Regions from separate parts of the Homo sapiens genome. Here region 2 is linked to region 1. The links are chromatin contacts, found by Hi-C or POLR2A ChIA-PET in ENCODE. All regions are on one chromosome and are shown on one strand. The core of a region is the stretch at or near the end of the contact, and the rest is flanking DNA. Distances in the headings are between cores, read along the strand shown.

What was found. A loop is a pair of places that touch in the nucleus more often than their neighbours do. ChIA-PET counts read pairs that join two places held with the same protein, here RNA polymerase II (POLR2A). Pooled maps may share reads with other maps.
Region 2: a loop to region 1 is called in a pooled map, with 4 times the contacts of the local background. The contact joins two enhancer-like sites. A Hi-C loop is called at or near these places in 2 of 168 maps with a recorded cell type or tissue (B cell and naive thymus-derived CD4-positive, alpha-beta T cell), 1 of 37 single-sample maps with no recorded cell type and 8 of 50 pooled maps. POLR2A ChIA-PET finds 5 or more read pairs at or near these places in 6 of 52 experiments (H1, HepG2, K562 and 3 more).

The regions. Positions count from the first base shown.
Region 1 is chr5:150,434,803-150,437,629 of GRCh38, reverse strand. No RefSeq gene overlaps it. Among named protein-coding and RNA genes, the nearest start is that of RPS14, 14 kb to the left of the region's middle. RefSeq lists a silencer at 38-238. Within about 2 kb of position 1,394, at least 2 of the 41 ENCODE cell types and tissues checked have a DNase peak (open chromatin) inside an H3K27ac peak, as active enhancers do.
Region 2 is chr5:150,655,337-150,658,292 of GRCh38, reverse strand. It overlaps SYNPO (synaptopodin), which reads right to left. Exons shown (of 3, transcript NM_007286.6): 3 at 1-1,889. The coding sequence ends at 1,206. Among named protein-coding and RNA genes, the nearest start is that of MYOZ3, 4.4 kb to the left of the region's middle. RefSeq lists silencers at 1,492-1,551, 1,692-1,911. Within about 2 kb of position 1,437, at least 19 of the 41 ENCODE cell types and tissues checked have a DNase peak (open chromatin) inside an H3K27ac peak, as active enhancers do.

The sequences.
Region 1 (2,827 bases), core at 145-2,644:
AGAGTCATGAATGCAGTCTACAGTCTACAGGGAGAGTCTTGAAGAGGAGATGGCATGACCTTCTTCTCTTTCCTCTAGATACTCACTTTTAGATCTCTGCTGGAAACTGTCGCCTTATCAGACAAACTTCCCTGACATCACAGATCCATTAGCATCCCTCACCTCTGCCCATCATTCTCAAGCTATTTATCCATGTATGCGGCCAAATGTGTAGATCTTAGCCCAACTTGGTATTAACATCTATATCACCAAGTCAGTGGTTCTCAAACAAGTATGCATCAGATTCAGATTGCTGGGCTCCCACCCCGAGTTTCTGATTCAGTAGATCTGGGATGGAGGCCTGAATATCTGCCTGCCTGCCTGCCTGCCTGCCTGCCTGCCTTCCCTTCCTCCCTGCCTTCTTCCTTCTTTTCTTTCTTTCCTTTCTTTCTCTTTTCTTTCTTTCTTTTTCTTTCTTTCTTTCCTTTTTCTTTTTCTTTCCTTCTTTCTTTCTCCTTCCTTCCTTCCCTCCCTGCCTGCCTCTTTCCTTCCCTCCCTCCTTCCTTCCTTTCTTTTCTTTCTTTTTCTTTCTTTCTTTCTTTCTTTCTTTCTTTCTTTCTTTCTTTCTTTCTTTCTTTTTTCTCTTTCTTTCTTTCTTTCTCTTCCTTCCTTCCTTCCTTCCTTCCTTCCTTCCTTCCTTCCTTCCTTCCATCTTTCTTTCTTTTTCTTTATTTAGAGGTGGGGTCTTGCTATGTTGCCCTCACTGGTCTTGAACTCCAGGGCTCAATTGATTACCCAACCCAGCCTCCAAAATGCCGGGATTATAGGCATGAGCCACCGCACCCGGTCTGAAGATTTGTATTTCTAAGTTCCCAAGTAGTGCTGATGTTGATGGTTCAGAGACCACATTTTGAGAACCACTGGGCTTGGTGACTACTGGACTTTTCCGTTCAGGTCACTGCTGTCCCAGCACCTGAGACAATGCGTACCTGGTATCATATAAATATTTATGACTCATATTACAAGTATTACCTCATTCAGTCGCTTTGAGGTAAGTACTGTTATTATCAAAATTTAACATGTGAGGAAACTGAGGGTCAGAGAGGTTAAGTGACTCGTCCAGGGGCACACAGCTGGAAAGGGGCAGGAGCAAGGATTCAAACTTACATACGCTTGTCTATAACCACAGACCGTGCCCTTAATCGCCACACTCTTTCACTTCTAGCAGGCTGGGGCTCAGTGCAATCAGGCTACCAAGGAAGTCGAGGAGGAGGAGGACCCGCCCTGTCTCAGCATCTCTTCAGAGGGCTGGGAAGTACACGGTAGCAGAGTCCTGCCCCTGAAGGGAGCCCCGTTGCCGTGGGAGCTTACATCAGTCATATATAGGTGGCCACCAGGTGGCAGCATTGTTCTGACAGGAAGCCGCGTGCTGCCTTGCTGTCTTAGTTCTGATCTGGGTTCTGCCACCCCTGGTTCAGTGGCCCTCAGCCTATCCATTTCTTATGTGCCTCCGTTTCCTCATCTTTACAAAAAGGAGATTGCATCTCTGTGATCTCTGAAGAGCCCTTGCACCTCAGATGCCATGTAAAAGAGAAAGGTGCAGCCAGTGGAATTCAAATGCTCCCAAACCAAACCAGATCTCCTCCCCCCCACTGAAAACAACAATAAAACCCACTAGAATTAGCACCAAAGAAATATGATGCAAGCCACAGAAGTGAGCCACAGGTGTAATTTCAAATTTTCCAGTAGCCACACTGATAAAGTATCACAAAATGACATTAATTTTAATAATATATTTCATGTAACCCAATATGTTCAAAATATTTTCATTCCAACATATAATCAATATAAAAATTATTAAGATGTTTTACTTTTTTTGTGTGAAGTTTGAGATCCATTGTACTTTTTTTTTTTGAGACGGAGTCTCTCTGTCACTCAGGCTGGAGTGCAGTGGCACAATCTTGTCTCACTGCAACCTCTACCTCCCGGGTTCAAGCAATTCTCCTGTCTCAGCCTCCCAAGTAGCTGGGATTACAGGCACCCACCACCACACCTGGCTAATTTTTGTATTTTTAGTAGAGACAGGGTTTCACCATGTTGGTCAGGCTGGTCTTGAACTCCTGAACTCAGGTGATCCACCCGCCTCAGCCTCTCAAAGTGCTGGGATTACAGGCCTGAGCCACTGAGCCCGGCTGGTCCCTTATATATTTCCACTTATAGCACACTTCCATTTGGACTAGCCACATTTCAAGGGCTCAACCACCATGTGTAGCTAGTGGCTGCCATGTTAGACAGCACAGCCTTAGATATTAATGCCAAACATTTATTGAGGTAGGTACTATGCCGAGTGTTTTACATGCATTCTCTTTTTTTTTTTTTTTTTTTCCGAGACAGAGTTTCGCTCTGTCACCCAGGCTGGAGTGCAATGGCACTATCTTGGTTCACTGCAACCTTCGCCTCCCGGGTTCAAGCGAGATTCTCCCCTTCAGCCTCCCGAGTAGCGAGGAGTACAGGCACCTGCTATCATGCTGGCTAGTTTTTTGCATTTTTAGTAGAGACGGGGTTTCACCATATTGGCCAGGCTGGTCTCGAACTCCTGACCTCATGATCCACCTGCCTCGGCCTCCCAAAGTGCTGGGATTACAGGTGTGAGCCACTGCGCCTGGCTGCATTCTCTTAATCAATCTTCACAACATGCTATGAAGCAGGCAAGATTATTATTATTATTAGTCCTGTTTTGCAGATGAGAAAACTGAGGCTTGCTTAGGGAGACTAAGTGCCTCAGCCAAGATCACACAGCAAGTAAGTGGAGGAGTCTGGATTTGAACTTAGCTCTGCCTGGCTCCGG
Region 2 (2,956 bases), core at 188-2,687, 220 kb before region 1:
AGACCCTAACTTAACACCCTGCTCACGTACCCAAGCTCATCGGCCCCTAAATTCAAGCCCAACTAGCCCACCACCACCACCCACCCCCGACTTCCTAATATCATGGAATGCATTTCAAGACTGGAAGAGCCCTCAGGGGTCATCTGAGCCAATCCTGTCCCCTGCTAGAATCTCCTCTATGCATCCTGGCCATGCTTTTCATATTTCCCGTAACAAGTAACTCTTTGTCTCTCTCTTTCCCAATAAGCAACCCCAAACTGAGGGCAATCAGGTAAAGTCACATGGTAGCTCTGTATCTCTTCTCTCCCCAGTTCAGCTTTGAGCCCAGAACCTGCCATGAATGGGCCCAGAAGGAACAGATGAGCTGGAGGCCCAAGTCCTGGGCCTAAGGGAAATCACTGCCTTATAATTCTCTTATGGCTGCAGATAAGATGTCCTGGACAGTCTGAACTGGGATGGAGAAAGTAGCATGACAGGGACCCGGGGAGAATTTTCCTGCCTCTTCCCTCCAGAGGGGATAGTGGGACACCTTGAGCTGGCCTGGGAGACCTCTCTAAAGGTCATTGTGATAAAAATAGAGCTTGTCTGGGAAGGGATGGAAAACAGCTGCTCCTGCCTGGGACTTGGTGCCAGGGAGCCGGATGGTCAGGCCAGTGCCTGGACATGCGACACAGGCCTAGGACCTTCTGAACACACCCCGCTTGCCAGACTCCAGACAGCAGAGCCAGGAGGGGAGGGACGAGTATGGAACCCTGAAGGTAGCAAGTCCAGGGGTCCATATACACACTGCCCCGCCTCATCCAAGGCACTAACTAGTGTGTGTGTGTGTGTGTGTGTGTGTGTGTGTGTGTGTGTGTGTGAGAGAGAGAGAGAGAGAAAGAGAGAGTGTGTGTGCATCGGTGTGTGTACTGATGGGAAGGGGAATTTTGACGTTTGTGGATTGCCTTGGCCAAAGCCACCATTAAACAGATGGGAAAGCTGAGGGTCAAACAAGGAAGGGTCTTACCCAGGGTCACACAACAGCTGAATGAGAGCAAGGGCTAGAACTCAAGCTTGCGTCCCTAACCCATCCCCAACCCCAGAGCTCTCCTCTGCTGACCCCTCATCTCTGGGGCTGCCCAAAGAGGCCAGACCCTTTGGGTCCCCCAGGTCTAATGAGCCTTCTTCTGGCTCTGCCCTCCCGGGGTGGGGTCGGGGGTGGGGCTCTAGGTGGTGCAGGAGGCCTCGGCGGGGAGGCTGCCACGCTTGAGCCGAAGGCTGCCATTCCACCCGCGGGGACAGATATTGTAGCCCAGGATGCCTGGAGACTTAGCCCCGGAGTCCTCGGAGTCGAGGGACACGTCGGAGTCCGTGGGCGAGCGGCGGTAGAGGAAGGGCCTGGGAGGCGCGGGCAGCGGGCTCCGGGGACTGGTGCAGGACGAAGGACCGGCGGGCAACGGGCTCCGCGGGATGGGCGCGAAGGCTGCCCCCGGCACAGCAGCCGAGCCGGGGCGGGCGGGCTGTGGCGAGCGCATGCGCGGGGGCGGGGGCGGGGGCGGGGGCGGGGGCGGTGGCGCCCTCGGCGGGGAGAAGGGCCGCGGGTTCTCGGCGCCCGCCGACCGCGGGGAGGCGCTCTTGCGCCGGGCCGCATTGATGATGTTTCGCGCCAGAAGCGCCTGCAGCTGGCGGCTGGGGGGCCGCGCCTCGGTCTCAGGTCGCAGCGGGGACACCGAGCGCTCGCTCCACGAGGGAGACATGGGCGGTGGCGGCGGCAGCGGCGGGGGGCTGCTCATGCTGCTCCCGCGACCTGGCTCCCACGGGCCCGGGCTCACCCAGCCGTCTAGGCTGCTGGGGGGCCGGGACGCGCCCGGCGTCCAGGGTGGGGAGGTGGGCAGGCTCTCCCGGCGGTCCTGGGGAGAGAGCAGAGAGGGTGGGGCAGGCATTAGTGCTGAGGTCTTCCACACCGGGCTTTAGGAAGGGACGGAGTCCGATTTGTCCATTACACCGAGAAGGGAAGCCACCGATCCAAGTCAGGTAGTGCCTGCAATAAAACGCAGGCGCCCAAACTCTCAGCCCGGAACGCCTGAAGAGTCCCCGCTGTCTTGTGTCTGCCTCCGTGTTAAGAAGACTCGCTTTGGAGAGAGCCGCCTTAACTTACTAACTGAGCTTGGGCAAGTTACTTCACCCCTCTGGGCTTCAGTTTCTGCTTCTGTAAAATGGGGTGTGATAACAGTACTTAACCTTATAGGGTTGTTGTGAGGGTTAAATGAGATAACTGATGGAAAAGAACATTACATATATCGGCACATTCCTTGGAAGAAAGTGCTCAATAGATGTTGATTACCATAAAGAAATACCAGAAGGGCTTGGCGCGGTGGCCCGCGCCTGTAGTCCCAGCACTTTGGGAGGCCGAGGCGGGTGGATCACCTGAGGTCAGGAGTTCGAGACCAGCCTGGCCAACATGCAGAAACCCTGTCTCTACTAAAAATACAAAAATTAGTGGCACGGTGGCGCGTGCCTGTAGTCCCAGCTACTGCGGGGGCTGAGGCAGGAGGATCGCTTGAACCTCAGAGGCGGAGGTTGCAGTGAGCCGACATCGTGCCACCGCACTCCAGCCTGGGCAACACAGCGAGACTCTGTCTCAATTTAAAAAAAATACTAGAAGGATATACATGAAACTAACCAAAATGGTCACCTGTTAGGAAATGGGGTGAGAACAGGAACAGGGCACACAGTCTGAGGCACTGGGAGCTGCTCTGTCTGTGGCACATCCCGGGAAGCTTTCAGTCAGGCTAGCTGAGGGAGGCTTCGGTTTCCCCATGACTTAGGGAGAGGAGCTGGGAGGGAGGTCCCGGGCCCAGGGCCACATGGGAAGAACTAGATAGAGGCTGAGACTAGTGTCTCAGGGCCAAATGCCAAGTCAGGGTGGGCTCTGTGTGTCCTCTCATCTGACCACAGTGTCACCCTGAGCAGGGAG